Linked DNA regions of Homo sapiens: region 1 is linked to region 2. A link is a loop called in an ENCODE intact Hi-C map of the cell type or tissue named here. Cell type or tissue: mammary epithelial cell. All regions are shown on one strand. Each heading gives the region's core, and the rest is flanking DNA. Links, peaks and the distances in the headings are about the cores only.

Region 1 (10,916 bases), core at 2,057-10,056, 110 kb before region 2:
CTGAAGTGCGGAATATTTTCTATATGGCCGAATCCTTGTTCCACATTCCATTACTTCCCTGGACCTCCTTTGCCTCTCTTTGTGCTTCTGGGAGTCTTGTGTGTTTAGTGGTATTTTCTTCAACAGTGGTTTTTCTCCTTGCCTGAAGGATACTTTAGAGAAAAAGCAACTTGAAGAGAAGGATTTGTATGTTTTCCTCTCATCAATGGAGGCAGAGTGGTTAAGCAGCAAGCAGCTAATATTCAGCCTTAGAACTCACACGCACACTGAGTTCAAATCCTGGCTCCGCCAATTTCTTGCCTATATGACTTGGAGCATATTAATCACCCATATGAGCCTCAGTTTTGAATCTGTGAAATGGGGATGAAAATGGTCTGGAGTTACTGTACAGAATAAAAGAATCAACATGTAAAGTGACGAGCACAGTGCTAATGAATAAGGGCTCAGAAAGGTGCAGCCATTATTAGGATTTTATTACCAATTTGGAGGTTCTAGGGTAGACTAAGGTTGTGGGATAGATCAAAACTAGGAATCAGAAATTCCCGAACCTGAGAGAGGTGCTAAGAAGAGGCTTTCCTAGTATAAAGATGACTTTTTTTCACTAGTCTTTGTCCCAAGCACCCTAAGTTTAAAAAAATTAAATCTTTAAAATAGCACTAGCCTGTAGGGAAATATTGATATACCCACATTAGTCATATAGGAAGACATTGTACACATAAAGTGATTCTTATTCTTTGCTTCAAGGCATGCTATTCTAGATTTCAGTGAAAGAACTGCAAGCTATGGTCTTAAAATAGAAATTCTGCCAGGACTTTTCTGCTATCCTACTTGTTCAAGACAGCAAGTAAAGAAGTGATTTTGTTAAGAACAGGGATGCCGTAACTGCTAAGGGAGACATACTTCTACTGTGTACAAAACAAACCTTTAACGTCCTTGACCATCTTTTTCATCTCTGTAGCTTTGACCATTCCCTGTGTGACCATTCACTGGGCCCCAGTGTGTTTAAGTCAGGGTGTGAAGCATCAAGGGACACAATGTGTGTAAGAAACAGACCCTTTTTCCCAAGTGTTAGTTTCTGGGTCTCATCACCCACGTGTGCATCTCCAAGAATTCTTCTAAGCCTCATCTGGACGAGTTCTCCGTAATCCCCCAGCCTGACACAGCAGAGACTGGAGTAGAATTTACACTTATGTGCTTTTGGCCAGGACAGGATCCTAAGGCTATGAAAAAAACCAGTTTTTCTGCCCCTTGCCTCTCTCCTCCAGTGTCCCCAGTCACCTTGTGAGACCCCACTATACCTATTGTTCATAGCCTTGGTTCATCACTGGGCTCAGTAGAAAAATAACTTTCTTTCTTCAGAGATATAACTCTTACCGCTGTCCTTTCAAATTCTCCCCTTTCTCACCCCAAATCAACCCAGCTCAGCAATTTGCTAAGTGGATAACTTAATGTGTTTCCTTTCTCAGGAAACTGATTTGCATTTTAATGCAAGCTTCCTGGCACCTTGAAGACCATTAGAGACACCTAAAGGATTGAATCTAATGGTGTGAACCCTAGGTGCCAAGACCTAACATCTGGGTTCATAATTTCAAACATATGGTCCATTTCAGATCATGCCATCCACCAGCTGGCTGGGTGGTTCCTGCCAGCCTTTAGGGCAGCCACACACTTAGCATCTTCATTGCATCAACTTATTATTCTTCAAACTAAAAGCAGTTGTCCTCACTGCCGAGTGGGGGAAGGAGCTTTAGATTAGCTGCTAATGGTAACAGCTGTGATTTTCCGAGTGTCACGTGCTGCCATGAGCATGTCATCATTTTGCCACCTCTGTTCCTCACAGCAAACCTGTTTACGGTGGCAGAGTTACTCCCATTTTACAGATGAGAGCAACGAAAGCTCAGAAGGATTATATACCGTGTCCGGAGTCACAAAACTAGAGGTGAAGCGAAATCCAAACTCAGTTTCCCAAGATTTTATCCATCACACTATATCCCCGACCTGGGCAGAAGGAGACTCTGAGATCTACTTCCAATGACTCAAAGTCATGACGATAAGTTCCAACCAACAATATTTACTAAGCAGTTACTATGAACCAGGCAATAGGCTTTTCATGCATTTGATCTCCCCAAGAACCTAACATGGAAGGTCCTAACCTTACGCTCATTATATGATGAAGAGACTGAGAACTATGTAACTTGCCCAAGCTCCAGAGCAATAGAGCTGGAGCTCAAGCCCAGCTGTGGTCTCAGCCACCACTTTTTATTGCATTGCGATTGATTCACTATGTGACTTTTGGCAAGTCCCTTAACCCCTAGGAGGGGGAGGGGGATTTTCTCATCTGACAAATGAAGTTGTTGGCCTGGAAAATCGCTAAGGTGCCTCCCAGGGTTTCCACACGGACTGCCCCCCGTGATGAGATCAAAAAGTGGAGCCAGCCTGGCTGGCCTCCCATCTGTAGTCCCAGGGTTTATTTACCCTTGGTGTCTCTGGCGATGCAACAGCTCAACCATATGGGCTGCCCCACCCTGGGACAGGCTCAGTGACAGGCTGGGGAGCCAAGGTTCTGGTGTCTCTGAAGGAGGGAATTAGCCCTGGGCCACCGAGGCCTGGCTGTTTGGTCCTCTGCCTTGCTAGTCTGCTGGAGGCCTGCAGTCCTTGGATGGACTCTGAGCAGGCACCCACAAGCAGCTGCTCTCACACAGACAACCCTGTGGAGCAGAGCCCTTACTGGCTGCCTCTGCTGCTTTTATTGCTTCATTATCTCTCAAGTCAGAAAACGTGAGGGCTGCAGCTTTGGCTGCAATCTGTTAGTTCCCCAGCTCTCAGGGGCCCAGCTCCTGCTGAATCCAGCATATTCTGCTGTTCCTTGCCTTTTTTTATCATCATCGTTTTGCACACACCCTGAGCTCCCCGATTACAGATGCCCTTCTCTTCTTTGTCCCCAGTTTCACAGTAGCACTGCTCTGTGGCATTGAGGTGGAAAGTTAGAAAAGAGTTTACAAACTTGAATGTGCTGTGCTCAGATTCATTGCTTTTTTCTTTCTGTTGTTGATCCTCAGGAGGAGATGCCCTCCTGGGTACCCCAAAGCTGGAAGCTTGCAACTTTAATCTGCAGTCCCCTTTCAGTCATACTTAACAGATTGCTTTTAGGCATGTGTTAGCTATCCCAGATCCCAAGTGAGAGGAAGTGGCCCTACTTTCTCAGTACTGTACATAGATAGAGCTGGTTTTTCTGTTGCAGCAAGTTCTGAGGGCATGATCATTTATAGGATGATGAAGCTTGCCTATTTTCCTGCACTGGGTTAAAGGGCTACTTCTTTATTTCCAAATCTTCCAGCAATACCTGGAAAAACTACTGGAAATTTGTTTCAAAGACTTGTGATTGTACCAATCCTTCTATTCTTTAAAAAACTGAAGATACTAGGAGAATTGTTATTTCTTTATGCAGAGGAGGCATTCCATCTTGTAATGATGATATCGAAAGACAGACAAGAAAGCGATATCCTTTCAAAGGTATCTGGTCTGAAGAGGTACCTAAACTAGACATTATCTGGGCCCTATTTCTCTCTCAGGGGAGAGGTGGCTCTCCTGCTCCCACAGGGTATGTGGCTTACCCCCAAGAGGCGCTGAGCAGCTGCGCCCAGGGCTCTTTCTGGACTTTATCAAGTACAAGGGGCAAAGTATGTAAACAGCACATGTAATTGCAACTGCGGTTATTACCCCAAGTCAACCTGATCTTGCAGCAACCTGATCACTGGAGCCTTCCTTCACACAATCCAGAGACTCGGTCACCCCATGTCACCTCAGGCTGTGGGCCTAGGCTTGATGATGATGATGAGATTAACGCCATTTGCTTAGTTTAACGTAGGATTTGTGCTGGCTCTTATTAGATCAGCACCACTTGATGGTTACAAGGCTTTTTTCCAATGATGATTCTTGGAAATCACTTGAAACGGCTGACTCCGAGGCTGTATGAGGCTGTATGAGGCTGGACCTGAGAGGGCAGTGAGGAGGAGAGAAGCAGGCAGCATCCTTCAAAGCAGCTGAACTAGCCTGCTCCCTGGGCAGGGTGTGAGGGGCCACGCCTAGACGGGACGGGGTGAATCAGCTTGCTGCTTCTCAAGCCTCAGAGGTCCTGGAGCAGGGCCAGCAAAAGGAATGAAAATGATGGAGAGGTTGTCAAGGTGTGGGGTGAGCACTGGCAGGCAAGACAGATCAGGTCTTTGCGTCTGGAATGATGAAGACCCAGGGAATGTGGATCTAAGCCCAGGAATGTGCGAAGGGGGCAGGTATGGCCCTGCTCAAATGCCAGAAAACTACTAGGAAGAAGGAGCAGCCTGTGAAACTGGAAAGAGTAAACTGTGAGATAGTTAACTCACATAGCTGCCTTCATGCCGGGCATGTGTCACATCTGGGAAATACCCGAAAGAAAGGCCGAGGTCCTCAATGCTGAGAGCCCTGAGCCCAAGACAAGGTGTGGTGCGTAAGATCCTACATAAGCAAAGAAGCTCATGAGTGACAGCTTCCTTCTTCCAGCATCTACGGAGCGCTCCTCCCACCTAGGTGCTGTGATCAGTGCTGGGGACAGACAGGTGAAAGGATTCAGTGCTATGATCAGTGCTGGGGACAGACAGGTGAAAGGATTCAGTCCACACCATCAAAGAGCTGGCAGATGATCAAAAAACATTATTATCCTTGCTACTGTGGAGTTGTGTATAAGATATAGTGGGAGTATAGGAGAATGAGCGTCTGAATGAATCCAGGGTAGAGAGAATCACAGGGGGTGCAGGAAAGCACCCGATTGAGATTTGCTAGATGGAGATTTGCCAGGTGAGTTTGGCTTATTCAGTAAACCAACATCATTTGCATTCCGTTCTCTGGCCCTGCTCCAGGACCTTTGAAGCTTCCCTGAGGAACATCAAGCTGATTCACCCCCTCCCCTCTAGGCATGGCCCCTCACACCCTGCCCGGGGAGCAGGCTGGTTCAGCTGCTTTGAAGGATGCTACCCGCTTCTCTCCTTCTCCTCGCCTCCCTCTCAGGTCCAGCCTCACACAGAACCTCAGATTTGGCCGTTTCAAGTGATTTCCAAGACGGCATCCTAAACTTATTCAATAATGGGAATAACTCTCATTTTTCTGTGTACTTACTAAGTGCCAGGCACAGTGCTGGGTAGTATAACAAAGGATAGAATAGAATGCTAATAGATAGTATAATAGGGGTGTAGTGTGGTGGATAGTATTAGATAGTACAATAGAGAGTGGTGTAGTGTAGCATAGCGTAGTGTAGTGTTGTGTCATATAGTATGCTATAGTATAATAGGAGGTTGGAGACAAGATTTGAGCCAGGACTTATCTGTTCTCAAAGCCTGACCCTTCACCACGATAGCACATGCCTTTTCTATGTATAGCATTAGTCCCAAAGACAGCAACAGGAGTTGAGCACGTGCTGGGACATTAGCAATGATTTCAGGACATCTGAGCGTTTTTCCCAGGGTTTGGGGCTGGCATCCTAAACTACAGCTGCGTCCTCCAATGAACTGTCTTCACTGCCATGGGTAAGAAAACCCAGCAGGGGTGTCTAGGCCCTGGCTACGCAGACCTCACATTCCAAACTTTACGAAACCTCCCCAGGCAGTTGGGCTTGTGCAATCCCCTTCTTCACATGCAATCAGCGTTGCTGAAAGCAGCTGTCCAGGTCTCTTGTCGCTTAAATTCCACTTCTCCTTGGAGCGGGGTGAGCAATTTTCTCCTTTCTCATCCTTAAACCCAAGTAGTGAATGGTGGGGTGGAGTTGGAGGTGGGGAGGGGTCCACCTCCACATCTTGCTTTCCTCCAATATCGAGACTTGGCCATTGAAACATTTTTGCTACTGGCTCCTCCAGGGATTTAGAAACTGGAGAAGATGAGGCTGTTAGAAAATGAAAAATGATGAGCAGAAGCAATTTTCCTCATGGGCTCTGGCCCCAAAAGGAGCATCAGTCTGTGCTTTGGATGCAGATCCTTGTCTGTTCTGTTCTTGATTTATTCCTGCAAATCTGCCCAAGTGCAGTTAAAGTTAATGAAAAAGAGGAGAGCAGAGAGCAGGGATCCACAGGGCTGAGACACTGACAGTGCGAGGCACTCAGGCTGGAGCTCCTGGGCAGCCTGGGCTGGAGGTCACAGTCTGCATAGAACATGCCATTCTTATTGGGAATACCATGTCTGTGCCAAGGCCCGTCACAAGGACCTGTCGGGTAAATAAAGCTGCACCTGCCCAGGCCTCAGGGAAAACTCTGTGAACTCTCTCTCCCTGACTTTATCATGGGTCATTCAAAATGGGAAGAGGATTTTGGAAACTGTGTCCAAGGTTGAAGGGGGAGGAGCAGCAGACAGCGATGTTCGTGTCTGCTGGAGAGGCAATCATGCCTCTCCAGTTATGTCCATCTTTGAACAGATTTGGATTTTCCCTTGAAGCTGGGCTGGATCCTGACTTCCTCATATTGCCAGAGTTAGACAAATAATGAGTGTGATTAGAGAAGACTGGAAGATTAGAGCTCGCACACCTGGGCTCTGACTGCAGGCCCTTTGCATCTCTCACCTGGTCTCCTTACTGCATCTCGGCCCCCCAGCTGCCTTCACTTGGGCTCCCTCAAAGCCACCACCTGAAGGCAGTAGCCAATGCAAGTACCCACGTGACTGTGTGGCTCAAAATCCTGTGCTCCTCATGCCACAGGATGAAGTCTGAGATCTCGAATGTGGCCTCTGAGGCCCCATAAGATCAGGCCCTGCTTTGTGTCCTGATGCCAAGGTCCTCAATGCTGAGAGCCCTGAGCCCAAGACAAGGTGTGGTGAGTAAGATCCTACATAAGCAAAGAAGCTCATGAGTGATGGCTTCCTTCTTCCAGCATCTACGGAGCGCTCCTCCCAGCTAGGTGTTGTGATCAGTGTGGGGGACAGTTGAGGCCTCTCTGTCACCTCCCTCCCACCTGGTCCTCCCTCCAGCCTAGCCCAAATGTTGGAGCTTCCTGCCTCTTCCCTCTGGCCATGTCTCTGGCTTCAGCCCATGCCTTCCCCTACACCTGAAGTGCTTCTTATACCTCTGCTCCTGCCCAGCCCTTCTTCATCCTTGCATATCTGGCTCCCAATGACTCTTCCCCTAAGAAGCCCTCTGAGTCTCTGCCCAGGCCTTCATCCTTGCATATCTGGCTCCCAATGACTCTTTCCCTAAGAAGCCCTCTGAGTCTCTGCCCAGGCCCCTCTTCTGTTCCCACAGGGCTCCTTCGTCTGTGCCTCCATAACGTGCTGTGCACAACTTTATAACAACTCAGCACAGTGAATTCAAACATCCCTTGATTACCTGCCCAGAACTGGCACTCTGCAAATGTTTATGAAAGGACTAAGGGAAGGAAGGGAGAGAAGGAAGGAGAGAAGAAGGGAGGAAGAGAGGGAGTAAAGGGGAGAGAGAAGGGAGAAAGGGAGAGAGGAACAGAGGCGGGAAGGAGAGGAAAAAGAGAGCGCCGTCTCTTCACTCTACCGTAACCTTATTTAAGACAGGGATTATTGCCATCCGTTTCTATATTCCCACAGTGGCCAGAGCAATCCTAATAAAACACGAGTCAAACCGGGTTGCTCAGAGTGAAGGGTCCTGGTGATAAGCTACAAGGCCCTGACTGGGCTGGGCTGGCCCTGGCCCTGGGATGTTTCTCCTCTGCAGCTCTGGCCTCCCTGCTTCAGCCTCACTGGCCTCCTGCTGAGCAGAAGTTCTGCCTTCTCAGTGGAGACCATGCCACTCCCAAGGGTACACAAGTTGGCTCTTGAGGGCAAAAAGTATCTTACTTTTTAACATTTATAAAGCACAGATATACACACAGTAAATGAACGGATATATGATGTATCTACGGCTTTAAAATGTCATGAGGGGGCAATTAGCGAAAATAAAAACGTGTAAAAGAACTCCATAAGAGGGCAATAAGAAAAAGATTGAGAAACATTGCTTAGGAATGCCGGAAACCAACTGACCTCAGGGTCTTTGCACTCGCGGCATCCTTGCTTAGATGTCTCTTTCTTCGAATCCTTGCCTGGCTCACTCTCTCACCTCCTTCACTCCCATTTACAAATAGGATTCTTGGCTGGGCGTGATGGCTCATGCCTGTAATTCCAGCACTTTGGGAGGCCAAGACGGGCGGATCACCTGAGGTCAGGAGTTCGAGACCAGCCTGGCCAACATGGCAAAAACCCCATCTCTACTAAAAATACAAAAATTAGCCAGATGTCATGGCGCATGCCTGTAATCCCAGCTACTTCGGAAGCTGAGGCAGGAGAATCACTTGAACCTGGGAAGTGGAGGTTGCAGCAACCCAAGATCGTGCCACTGCACTCCAGCCTGGGAGACAGAGCATGACTCCATCTCAAACCAAACAAAAAACCCAAATAGCATTCTTTGGCAAGGCCTTCCCTGGTCACTGTGTCTGAATAGCAACCTTTCAGATTTCTTGCCCCTATTGTCTCTACTTCATTTTCATTCTTAGCTCTAAACCATCTGGCATACTATATGCTTTATGTATTTTTCTTGTTTATTGTCTTCTTACTGTTTATTTTCTGGAAGGAAAACTTTGTTTTGTTCACTGCTATATCTTTAGTACCTAGAATAGGCTCCAGTGCAGAGCAGGTGCTCAATAAATACCGGTTAGATGCATGCTGAGGATGAAGCCAACACGTAAGAGGTTCTTAGTGTGCCAGGGACCAGAAAGCCCCGGACAGTGATCATCTCCCATTCTTGGCAGGAGCTTCAACTTTCTCCTCAGCCATGATGTGCGGAAATGCTAGGAGCCATCTCAGCTAACCAAAGATCGGGGAGAGGAAGGCAATCAGTGCCTGAAATCATAACTGGACTACACAGCCCTGGACAACTGAGAATTAACTGAGTGTGTTCTGTAGGATGTGTGTGCTGTTCTAAATGCCCCGTGCCATGGGTCTGTTTTGGAAAAGGCAAGAAGGGGTCAGAGAGGGAAGGAGTTCTGGGGACCCCCCCTGCCCGAACTGTGCCCTCCTCTGCCATCCTCTTCCCCAAAGCCCCAGCAAAAGCTGCAGAACCAGGGACTAGGACAATAGGCAGGTGACACCACCATCCTGATGACAGAGGCCACACTGGCCAGTGTCCCCAAGAAACACATTGCTTTAAGCTTCATTTGCTTGTAGGCCAGTAGCTGTCACCAGGAGCTGCATGTTTTTCTTTTCACGTTGAACACAGACAGTAATTTCTGAGTGGCCTGGAAAACTTCATGGGGAGAGTTTTATCCAACTTTGTCATCACATTTTAGTGAGCAGCAGTCCCCTAGGCAGACCCTTTTTAGCTAATAAATTGTGAAACTCGATACCGGGTTCTTAATTGATTGAACGGCTACCTTATGACCATTCAGTAAAATTATATAAATTCATTTCTACAGTATTATAAATTACTTATTATCCTCACAACCTAAAAAGTCAAGATTCATTATTATGTTAGTCTTTTGTTATGTATTTTTTTTTTTTCATATTTTATAAGCACTTTTTTTTTTATTATACTTTAAGTTTTAGGGTACATGTGCACATTGTGCAGGTTAGTTACATATGTATACATGTGCCGTGCTGGTGCGCTGCACCCACATGCACACGTATGTTTATGTTAGTCTTATAAAGGAAGGAAGCCACACTCTCCAAAGAAAATTTTGGCCTGAGGTTGTCCAGTCAATGTATATGTGCCAACAACTTATTTAAAAATTACTTAGACCTTCTAAATCTTTATTTTGTTTCCTTTTCTTCTTTTGTAACAGAATTTTTTTAACCCTAAATGAACTTTCTAAAACTGCTCTTAAATCTCATGGGCCCAGGTTACTTTTCTTTTCTGTTTCTTTCTCTCCCTTTTCTTTTCTGTTTGCACTTTACCTTCTCTTCCCCTCCCTGTCTCTCCCATTCTTTCCTTCCTCCTTTCCTTTTGCCTCTTTGTTACATTTACTATTATTAATATAAAAATTAGGCTGGGCACAGTGGCTCATAACTGTAATCCCAGTGCTTTGAGAGGATGAGGCTAGAGGATCTCTCGAGTCCAGGAGTTCAAGACCAGCCTGGGCAACATAGTGAGACCCTATTGCTAAAATTTTTTTTTTTACAAAAATTAGCCCGGTGTAGTGGTGAGTCCCTATAATCCCAGCTACTCAGGAGATTGAAGCAAGAGGATCACTTGAGCCCAGGAAGTCAAAGCTGCACTGAACCAAGACTATGCCACTGCATTCCAGCCTGGGTGATAGAGTGAAACTCTGTCTCAAAATAAATAAATAAGGAAATAAAATAAAAATTTTATATTACAAGTTGACGGGTGTTCATCGTAAGAAATTTGAAAAGTAATGTCAAAAATTTTATCACTTAGTGAAAAAACTATATATATTTTAAGAAACATTTTAATTATAGACTTCTCAGTCCCTCCCTCATTTCTTTTTCTTTTAATTTTTAAAAAATGAGAAAATGAGACTGACATCAGACTGATTTTTTATAACCTCTTTTTTCTTCCACTTAATATATTGTGGACATTTTTCTGTATCTTTGAATATTTTTTCAAAACATGTTTTGAATGGATGCTTAGTGTTCCCTTATAGCAATGAGCTATAATTTATTAAACCAATTCTGCATCATTGAGTCTTAAGGCAATCCTCCCAGCTCTTTTTATTGCTATAAAGAGCTTAAGGGACATTCTCAAACAAAATAAATCTTTGTGCAAACTCTGGCTTTTTCTCAACAAATTCCTAGAGGTGGGGTTGCTGGGTCAGAAGGTAAGAATGCTTCTCACTCTTCTTAGATTTGTCTGTTCGTGGGAGTCAGATGTACCCCCGACCAACCCCCATGTAGTCAAGAGAAGTTTTCCATGTCTCTTCTTAGCTTTCACATTTGCTACTAACCTTGGC
Region 2 (10,916 bases), core at 1,143-9,142:
ACTAAAATCATCCAAGCGAAAAACAGAGAAATTATTTCTATTTTGCTAGGATACTCTAACAATTGAGTTGGTGATCTTTGAAACTATAGATTGAAGATGGGAGTGAGGGGCTGAGAGTCTTCTGTGAAGCAAGAAGAAGTTATGATTTTCTGGGTGCTTTGCAGTGGGTCCATCGACAAGTGTTGGTGGAGCGCTGTAAGGAAATGACCCTTCCTTCTCTTGTAGGGGGAAGAATGGGGAATGGAAGGAATAACTGAGAGTCTTCATAAATGCCCCCCTCCCCCACTCACCAGTGCCTTGGTCCCTGGGTCTGTGGGGGAAGAAAATGGTGTTCTATATGGAGAGGACCACCAACCCATTGCCATCCATTTCCACTACACCATGACCAGTGAGGGCTCAGGCCCAGCATGAACGGGAAGGGAGAACGGAGGAAATTGTCCAGAGCTTCCACATGGGACTCCAGGGCCGGTTCCCCTAGACAGGGCTGAGGGGGTGGGAAGGACACAAGACCCAGAGTTGGCCTGAGCTTGTGGCTACTTCAGTGTACAGAATATGATCTCCAAAACACTTCCATCTTTTATGTGTTTATATTTTTATTCCCTATGTGTTTAATTTTTTTTTTTTGAGATAGGGTCTTGCTCTGTTGTCCAGGCTGGAATGCAGTGGCATGATCTTGGCTCACTACAACCTCCACCTCCTGGGTTCAAGTGATTCTCCTGCCTCAGCCTCCCAAGTAGCTGGGATTATAGGCATGCACCACCAGGCCCGGCTAATTTTTGTATTTTTAGTAGAGATGGGGTTTTGCCATGTTGGCCAGGCTGGTCTTGAAACCCTGACCTCAGGTGGTCCACCCGCCTCGGCTTCCCAAAGAGCTAGGATTACAGACATGAGCCATCGCACCCAGCCTCTTTTAAAATTTTTAATAAAATGGTCTTTGAAAACTCCTAACCATTTCCTCTGAGCAAAGCAACAAGAGACCTTTCCCCTTGCTGGAGCACGCGGCATCAAAAGAAAAGAAGAGAGATTTAGGAGGAGAACAAAGCAAGATAACACTGACAAGGCTGAGAAGAAGGGCTGGCGTGGCAATGCTCCTCCACCTGAGCCAGCAGCCCCTGGGACTCATCCCTCTGCGTCCTTCTGAGGTTGTTGGGTTTTTTTCAATATTAAGATATGATTCACACGCCACATGTTCCATACTTTTAAAGTACATGATTAAAAAAACGAAAGTGTACAATTGAGTGGTTTTTAGTATATTTACAAAGTTGTGCAATCATCACCACTATTTGACCACAAAACAGTTTCATTACCTCAGAAAGAAACCTCATACCCATTAGCCACCAACCCTCCCGCTCCCACTCAACTCCTCCATACTCTGCTGCCTCCCAGTAAATTAGATAACCACAGATCTACTTTCTATCCCCCTGGGCTTACCTATTCTGGGCATTTAATGTAAATAGGATCATACAGTGTTTGGCCACTTGTGACTGACTTCTTTCCTCTAGCATAATCTTTTCAAGGTTCATCTATGTTGTGGCATAAATCAGTACTTTATTCCTTTTTATGGCTAAATAATATTCCTTTCTGTTGTTTTTACTTTGGGGCTATTAGAAGTAATGCTGCTGTGAACATCTGTGTACATTTCTGTGCATTTTTTTTCCAGGAATTTTCACCCCCTCCCTCAAAGCACCCAAGTTTAGGGCATGCAAGATGCTAAAAAAGTACACTTGAAAAGATGAATCTGATCAAGTAGCTAAGGGAAAGGGGAGGACACCTAAATTTATTGAGTACATATTGTGAGCTAGGTGACATACCTCCACATTGTGTGATAACTGTCCCTTTTACAAATAAGACTTTTAGAAACAAAAAGAGAGATAAAAAAGTTTGCCCAAGAATACATAACTGTCATACTAAAAATTTGGGGCAACTTCCCTGGCACCATATACCATCTGCAGATAATTCATTAAGGACAGAAGTCAAGTGTCGAATAATAGGCTAGATCTCCAGAATCGCTGATTCTGAAGCCAGAAGAAGCTTTTATCTATTGGTATAAAAATCTGAAGCCAAAGATGTGAAGTGACTTTCTCAAAATCACACAGGTTGCAAGTGGTAGAGCCAGGGCTGTAACCTGGGTCACCACTGGGGAGGAAGGAAAGCTGGATATGCCCTGAGCTGTCCAGTGATGACTTCTGTATTTGTCAGAATTTGCTAAGTTATGCTGCAATAACGAAAACCTGCAAATCTTATTGGCTTACAGCAACAACAGCTTCAATCTCAGGCATATTGAGAGCTGCAAGGTGAACATGGTGGCTCCATTCCTTAATGTCTTCTCATTCTGGGACACATGCCAGAAAAGTATCTTATAGTTTGGATATTGTATTCTCTTGGGAAAGGGAAAAGAACAAGAGGCAGAGCAAAGCCATGGAACTGCTCTAAGAGCTGCGCAGACATGGCTTCTGTTATATTCACATTCACATTCCATTAGCCAAAGCAAGTCACATGACCAAGCCTGGCAGTGGGGCAGGAAGCAGCCCCCACAGTCACAGGCCAATGAATGGGACGCGTAATCTTCCTACAGGGAAGTGAGTAGATGGGAACACTAAAGCAATCAGCCACAGCTTCTACAAGGCAAAGGAGTAGTTGCTTGTCATCTGTAAGGCTTCGACTGCTGACAAACATTCATTCGTTTAACACATTTTTATTAAACATTCACATGTGCTCTACAAGGTGCTGGAGTGCAAAAGCAAGTATGTATTCTGTCCTCATGGAGTTTACCGTTGAAAGGGAAAGGCTGAGATTAATGACAGAGGTACATAAACAGTGGTAGAATCCTGACAAATGCCATGGAGGAGAGGCGTGTGGTAATCATTTGTGTGTAAAGGTGCATAGACCTAGTCGAGGAGATCAGAGTTGTCCAGAACCATGGGCACCAACCCAGAGAGAGAAACTGGCTTCCTGGGCCCATGGCGATGCACACCCAACCTGATGGCAGTAATTTTGTATCAGTAACTGGGTGCCCACGAACCTGTCCAACAAAAGTGTGTGGAAATAACCACCTCCACAGGAGGGCAGGGCAACAACTAGGTGGAGGATAACAAGCATATAGTTTCACCTTTGCTCTCTAAAACCTAGGTCTCTGGCTACATGTCAGTTTTGTCATTTGCCAAATGGGTATAATAACGCACAGCTGACTCACGTGGCTGTTGTCAGGGCATGGAGATGGAGTCATGGCTCCCCCAAAGAGGTCTATATCCTAATCCCCAGAACATGTGAATGTGACCTTCCATGGCAAAAGGGACTTTGTAGATATGACTAAGGGAAGGATCCTCAGATGGGAAGATTATCCTGGTGGGCATGATGTAAACACAAGGGTCCTTGGAAGACAGAGACAGGAGGGTCAGAGAAGGAGATGTGAGACAGAGTAGAGGTCAGAGTGATTTGAGGAAGGCAATCACCAGCAGAGGAACACAACAGCCTCTAGAAGACAGAGAAGTGAAGGAACCCAATTCTCCCCAAAAAGCTCCAGGAGGAATGCAACCTGCCGACACCTTGATTTTAGTGCCCTGGAACTATAAGGCAATTAAGTCTGTTGTCTCAAGCCATGACTTTTGCAGTAACTTGTTACATCAGCAATAGAAAACTAATACACAAGATAAAATAAGATCATTGGTGTACACGTTCTCTGAAAAATGAAAAGCGCACGCATCTTGGTGGAGATTTTAAGTGTCCATAGCAAGTATTCAGAGGCTAGCAGAGACAGGGGCAGCTGCTGCAGAATTGACTCCACAGCCCTGCAGACAGATTGGTCACACTCGCCGTCCCTATACACAGTTTGGTAAAATTCCCAAGGAGTTGAATGCTAGAAATCACCCCTCCTGCACCCACTGAGGCCTGTATGCCTGCCTAGTAGAGGGGAAGACCCACCCAGGAGCAGAAACATTAAGGGCCCACCTGCTGTCCTCGAGCCTGGAGCCTTTGGCCTCAGCCTATGATTCTTCATCCTGACATCACATTAAAATCACCAGGAGAGCTTTAAAAATCATTCAGTTACTGGGCTCCAACCCCAGTGGTTCAGATTTACTGTGTCTATGGTGTGGCCCAGTCATCAGCATTTTTTAAACGCTCTCCTAGGAGCATCCAATGTGCAACCAGAGCTGGGAGCGGCTGGCCGAGAGGGCCCACCACGCAGGTCTATGGGAGAGTCATCCCTCCTCACAGCCTTGCTGGTGTCCAATTTCTTCCAGCCCCTGCAGCCTGGCTGGCGTCAGCCTTGCCCACTAAGCCAGCTCCTCCCAGACAGGCAGACTCAACCATAAATTTTAATTCAAACTATTCCTTTTTATTATTTTCAAATGCTCAAGGCCCTAAACATGATGAGAAAGTTGTTCTCACGCTGTGACCCACAGATCGGCAAGGTAGAGAGCTTCTCTGCAAGTTCCCTTTAGGGTACATCATATCTCAGCAGCCCTGAGGTCTGACCCGCATGTCTCCTACACACACACACACACACACACACACACACACACACACACACACACACACACAGTTAGACTGGTTATTCTTTACATCTGTGGATACTGCTCTATCCAGGAGTAAGGCCAGTGACTTCGTTCTGCTGAACTCTTTGTGTGGCAGCTCCTTCTCTGGGGCCAAATGAAAAGAAAATCCGGATAATCATGGATAATGTAAGTGCTGACAGGCACGGGTGCGTGACTCCACCTGTACAGGCCTCCTCCTCTATAAAACACATGTAACTTGTTGCAGCATGAATTACTGCTGCTTGGCGGCATGAGCTCACCTGCATTCCTGGGTTGTTTTGCTTCTTGACGGTGTGTCTGATGCCCGTGTGCCTGAGACTGACTGAGCCCTTTCTGGCTGGCCTCCCACCTAGAATATCAAAAAACTGAAGCTGAAGCCTTGCTTAGAACCTGGAGGGAATTTCTGGTTTTGCTCCTGCCCTGTCCTCTGTGGCCTGAGCCTGGGAGCGGAAGGGTCCATCCTTCAGGTCACATTGCTCCAGGGAGTGGCCACTTTTGGTCCAGGAATGCTTAGGAAGTCACACATGGCTCTGGAGAGCTAGGGAAATCTGATGCAGTGGGTCTGGGTGGGGCCTGAGACTCTGCATTTCTCACAAGCTCCCAGGTGATGCTGATGATGTTGCTGTCCCCAGGCCACACTGTGAGGAGCAAGGCCTGGGGTTTCCAACTGGCCCTGGATCTAGATCCAAACCCATCTCTGGCCTTCATGAAAACACTGCTGGTTTTTAGATACAAAAGCTATAAAGAAAGCCAGGCGTACGTTGGAAGGGTGAAACAGCGGTGTGACCCCGTCATGGCTGTGACTGGTGCATAGCGATGATGTTGCTAAAAAGCAGTCAGTAGATGAGGCCTCTGTTTTCCTTCCTGTCCCTTCCATTTTCTACTCTGCAGCCTAGAAACACACAGATGTCTCCTAGTTGGGCTTTTTCAGTAGCTCCCATAGACTAGGAGGTGCTCTCCCAATTGCTCAGGGCAGTATGAGGGGTCTCTCCCTTGAATTACAATCCACTTCTCCAGCCTGGGTCCTGCCTAGCACCTCAGTCCCTCCCCACTAAGTCCACACCGTCTTTCAGGCCTGGCCCCAGGGACACCCTTGCCATCATCGGAGACGTGGCTTGGTGGTGGCCTGCTCTGTGAGGCCTCCCTACCTTCAGCTAGAATTAATCCTTCATTCTCCAGGCCTCTCCACACTCGGTGCCTTCCCCTGCTCTGGGGAATTTTGTACTGCCAGAATTATCTCCCTGCCAGCCTCTGAGCACCTCAAAAATAGCACCTGCTAGGCACATGGTAGGCATTCAGTCAATGCCTGTTTAAGATACAAATGTGGAAAGCGTCTTGTCTCTCTCGCTTCACCGTGTGCACGGAAGCCATGGTTTTCTAACAATATAACCACAATGCAGCACGGTTCAGAGCTCAGGGAAGCAGACAGGGCACTTCTCAGTAAAGGAGTGCAAGCAGAACAGAGAATTCTTGATCCAGGATAGGAGAAGATAGATGGAGTTCTCCTTCTCTCCCTCGAATGCTCCCACTTAATCATCCTTCCCAAAGAAGGAAAGCCAAAATCTGTGGCACCGGCCTCTCTGTGCATGGACCACATGGCTTCCTCGCCAGGTTCTGACCATGAACCTAGCAGGTGAGTGCAGTTTTGAGGGTGGGAGTGCTGAGGATCTCTTTGACAGAGAAGTTTTTTCCTGGAGCCATGTGGCTGGCCCCAGACCGGAGCTGTGGTCCCTGAGATGCCTCGGTGCTTTTGTGACTGAACAGATTCATGTTCCTTCCGTCTCTTTGCAGGTTTCTTTTGGGAGGGGTAGGTCTATGTGAAGAGGTTTACAGGCCTCAGGCACTTGCTTTTGGGGGAATGACTCCCTGTTATATGAAACAGATTAAAGTACATCCCTGGCTAACATTAGAACACAGTTTTATGTAATGATTGAAGTAGAGTGACCTCAACTTTCAGAGGTAATACTATGTTTTGGAGACATTCACTTTAACATTATTGCAGTTTTGTTTTTTCACTTCCTGTCTCTGAGGAAGGCTTAAACCCTTCTGTAGGGTCTTGGGTTCAATAAGCCTAGGCAGACCCCCCCGGCAGCCAGGTGACGTGAGGGTGGATCCTGCTTGGGAGCAGGCGGCCCTGCTATTTCCTCCCTTTGTCTTCTTGGACAGGTGTTATTTCCCAGCTAATGACCTTTCTTTTTGCCCTCAAGATTCTTCCTCTAAGCTTCCTCCTGTCCAGGAGAGAGAGAGTTTCCTCTAGGGTAGAGTCACACACTGCAAGCTGGAAACTCATTGACAGCCCAAGCCTTAAGCCACCAGGGAGTCATGAGGACCGAGAAATCAGCTTACAGGTTTGCGCTTTTCCTTGAGAGGAACCCTCAAGGTACAATTGTAGTTTCTTCCTTTTAATGTTGCACAAGCCCAAAGCCCTTTCTAGGGCCATGGCTGTGCTTAGAGGGAAGCTCCTGCTGCACAGGGTGACTTCTGCCCAGGGGCCATCCCAGCCCTTACCTCTCCCAATCCCCTCTCCCCCACCAGCTGGTATCAGACAGCACCCTTTAACTCCAGGTGCCTTCAATGACCGGTCCCTGCCCTGTCAGGTGCCCCTGGAAACACACCTGCAGCCCGCAGCCTTCTGACCTGGGCTGGGCCGAGCAGGTGCAAGTGGCTGCAGCCGCCGCCACTCCACATTCCATGGTGTACCTCACCCCCGGGCCGGTCCAGACAAGCACCAACCCCCAACCAGCTCCGGAGGCACATACAGAGGCAGCGAGAGCTGCTCAGGACTCTCTGTCGCCTCACCTGGGCCTAATTGCAGCCTAGATGTGAGTGTCAGGAGGAACCGAGGAGAGCATGTTAACAAGCCAAGAGGCTCCTGCTCTGAATTCTTTGGCAGTCAGGACTGAGCTGAGCGCTGAGCGGAGCGTGAGGCGAGCCATGGAGACAGTGCAGGGATGGGAGCTAATTAAGCTGTAAGCCATCCCCAGAGCCCCGGTTCATTTGTAATTATGCTCTCTGATCTCAGAATCGCCTCGGGCTCTCGGGAGAACTGGGCAGAAAAGGGGGAGCAGGTGATTGAAAAGTTGATCGGGGCTTTTAGAATGGATTTTCATGAAACTGACATTTACACCACTCTTAGAGAATTTGGCTGCTTGAAAAGAACCACAAACCATGGCTAATTCTGCCACGTGATCCCAGGAGCTCCAATCGGCCAGCCCCAGGGGGTAATGCCTTGTTCTGTGTAGGTCAGGAGACCCCTTGTGTGGTGTGATTTTTGGAAGGTCCCCCTGCTCCTGCCCACAGCAATGCCGCCCAGCTAAGCTCATTGATGCTGAAATTGAGTAGCCCATTTTGTTCTCTGATTGTACTTCAACATCACAAAATCCAAACACTGGGTTTTGCCATGACAGACACATGCCTCCGCAGGCAGGAGTATGATCCAATCTCCAGGATGGGACCTCATTGCTGTATGCCCAACCTGCATTTTTTTAAGTCGACAAATCAAAACATGACCTAATTTTTCGAACTGATTTTCCAAATGGGTAACCCAACGGCCAGAAAGGATGAGTGGCTTAGTCAAGGTCACACAGGCAGATGAGGCAGACTGGCACCTGCATCGAAGTCCTCTGGCCTCAAATCTAGTAGACTCTGCAGTTTTTAAGTAATGGAGTAAAACGAAAAAGCTGGAAAGTCGGGGATTCGTCAAATATCACACTAGAGAGACTGGTACTAGGGAAGGTGCCATGTGGAAAGGGTGGGAGCCCAAACTCGGTCCCCATTATCACCTTTGGTCATTTTTTGATTTGTTGACTGTTAGAAAAATATAAGTTGGGGATAGAGCAATGCTCCAAAGGATAAATTACAAGCAGAAACTCTCACGCTGATGGGCTGACATCTGTTAAGCTCATCTTCGTGCAGTAATGGGCCCTGCTGACAATTGAGTTGTTTCTGGGCAGAGTACCTTCTCTCCCAGAAACCCCGTTCCCCAGACAGTCCCACATAACTGGATAGCGGCAGCTCGTCTTTGCTCAGGCTTTGAAGAAAACCAGATAATACAAGGCTCAACCCAGTTTAGGCAGGGGCTATTTCTTTTAAAAATAGAGGAGACAGACAAAATTCCTGCCTGAATCTGTTAGTCCTGTCCCTGTGGCCAAGCCCCAGGAATTCTGCCCTGGCTGGAAAGACTCAGACCTCAGCACTTTTCTGAGCAGTGGGGACTTGGGCCAGAGTCTCCACCTCTGATTCCGGTTCCCAGAATGGCAGCAAGATGTGTCGGGGGGAGCTGGCCTTCGAGGGCCTTCCAAATCTGAGGAATGAGGCTAGGGAATCTTGAGGTTTTTTCTATTTTTATTATAAATAGTGAAATATAAATGATTGTTTCATACAATTTTAATAAAAATTCAAGAGTTAAGGAACTTAGCCCTATGCCTGGCAGAGAGTAAGAACCTTAAAAATCTTCATTGTGAAACAATACATTTCTAATTATAGAAGCAGTTCTTTCACTGTAAACAAATTTAGAAAACACGGAAAAGTACAAAGAACAAAACTAAATTGTTCTATAATCCCAACTCCCAGACATGGTACCTTAGTAATATATATAATTTCAGAATTTTTTCTACTCAGAAATTGAAAATATCTGGATTATAAACTAAATATATCTGTTTTAGACATCGTAAATAAAATATATTAATCACAAAAATGGGCCTATGATGTGTATATTGTTTGACTGTATTTTCATTTTGCATTTCATAAATTTTTCATGTTAATAAATATTCATCAATGCATTTTCATGATTGCATAGTGTTTCATTAAATTATAAATGAACATCCTTGTACACAATCATTCACTCATTTGCCTGATAATTTTCTCCAGATAAGTTTCCAAAGTTGGACTCCCAGCATCAAAGATTTTAGGTGCACACAACCGAACTCCCCTCCCAAACAAGTGTACGGGGTTCCATCGTGAGCTCTTCTCTGACACCAAAAATATATATAATTGATCCTCATTGTTCATAAATTCCATGTTGGCAAATTCTTCTACTTGATAAAATTAACTTGTAACCCCCAAATCAAGACTTGCAGCATGTTCACGGTCATTCACAGACAAGCGCAGAGTGATGAACACGTATGTGCATGTTCAGCTCTCACACTATGAGCAAATGTCCTTTCATGCTCTGTTTAGTGCAACATTTTTCTCATTTTTGTGCTTTTTTCTTGATGATTTCGCTGTTTAAAATGGCCCCTAGGCACAGTGCTGAAGTGCCGTCTGGTGTTCCTAAGCGCAAGAAGGGTCTTTCCTGCCTTATAGAGAGAGTTTATGCGTTAGATAAGCTTGTTCATGCATAAGTGATAGTGCCATGGGCACTGAGTTCAATATCAGTGAGTCAACAGTATACATTAAATAAGGGGTCTTTAAACAGAAACACACATAAAACACGGTTATGCATTGATCTGTTGACAAAAACAGTATGATCAGAGGCTCACAGGGACCAAACCTTGTATTTCCCCTGGGAGCAGTGGGTCAGGACGTGCTAATTCGGTGTTCAGAGTGCCTGTATTGAACATAACCACCACAGATGATGAGAATGACTGTATGTATCTTAGGTGTATGAATCTTTCAGACTGCAGAGGTCTTGCCTGTGGATTACAGACCTCCTCTATTCGTGGACATCCTTTCCCAAAAGCTTTCCAGAAAGTCTCTTTGGCAAATAGAATTCAAATTTTATCTTTTAACTCTTAATGCCTGGTACATAGTAAGCGCATAAATACAGTGTGTGTTGAATGAGTGGGAAAATAAATGTTAGAGGTTGTTATACACTTTGGATCCCAGTTCAGCATAATGAATTTCTCGGTTTCTTCTTTCATTAGCCCTGCCTTTGGCTGGGTTCCTCGTAGACATCTCTGAGGCATAAGCACCCAGCTCACATGTGCCTTCCCAGAGAAGCAAACTTCTGATGACTCCCTTGACCTTCACCACCCACTTAATCTAAAGGCCATTGATAGCATTGAGAAAAGCAGTGACGTGGCATGGATAATCACATTTCCCATGTCAAAAAGTAGAAAACAAGGATGTTATCTGATTTATAAATGTATTTATGTGGAAGAAGAAGAAGATTTGCAGAAGAATAACATTTTATGAAATTATGCAAAGTGAAAGTTATACAAAGTTCAAATTTCAGTGTTCATAAATAATTTTATTGGAACATGGCCACACCCACTTATTAGCGATCATCTGTGTCTGATTTGTCGATACTACAGTAGGGCTGAGTGGTCCCTACAGAGACTAGACAGCCCCAAAAAGCCTGAAACATTTGCTCTCTGGTCCTTTACAGAAAAAGTTTGCTACTCCTTGGTCTAGCGGTATGAGAAGATATTTGGTCACAAT

What was found. Hi-C counts contacts between places; a loop is a spot of excess contacts. Peaks named below come from ENCODE experiments on the same cell type or tissue, not always from the same donor. Only the 100,000 strongest peaks of a DNase experiment are listed, where the experiment ranks them.
Region 1: it touches region 2 in a loop (2.4-fold over the local background); 3 of 110 quality-filtered maps call a loop at or near these places.

The regions. Positions count from the first base shown.
Region 1 is chr10:121,072,217-121,083,132 of GRCh38, reverse strand. It overlaps LOC105378521 (a long non-coding RNA gene), which reads left to right and starts at 5,657. Exons shown (of 4, transcript XR_001747611.2): 1 at 5,657-5,734; 2 at 6,713-6,827. In mammary epithelial cell, for the core only: a CTCF peak has its summit at 5,613; DNase peaks (open chromatin) are centred at 4,252, 4,852 and 5,622; H3K27ac peaks cover 2,922 bases.
Region 2 is chr10:120,959,750-120,970,665 of GRCh38, reverse strand. All of the region lies in intron 2 of LOC105378519 (a long non-coding RNA gene), which reads left to right. Among named protein-coding and RNA genes, the nearest start is that of WDR11, 110 kb to the right of the region's middle. RefSeq lists a cis regulatory region at 5,314 and an enhancer at 5,230-5,399. In mammary epithelial cell, for the core only: no CTCF peak of the experiment used is centred there; DNase peaks (open chromatin) are centred at 1,255 and 4,785; H3K27ac peaks cover 285 bases; H3K27me3 peaks cover 977 bases.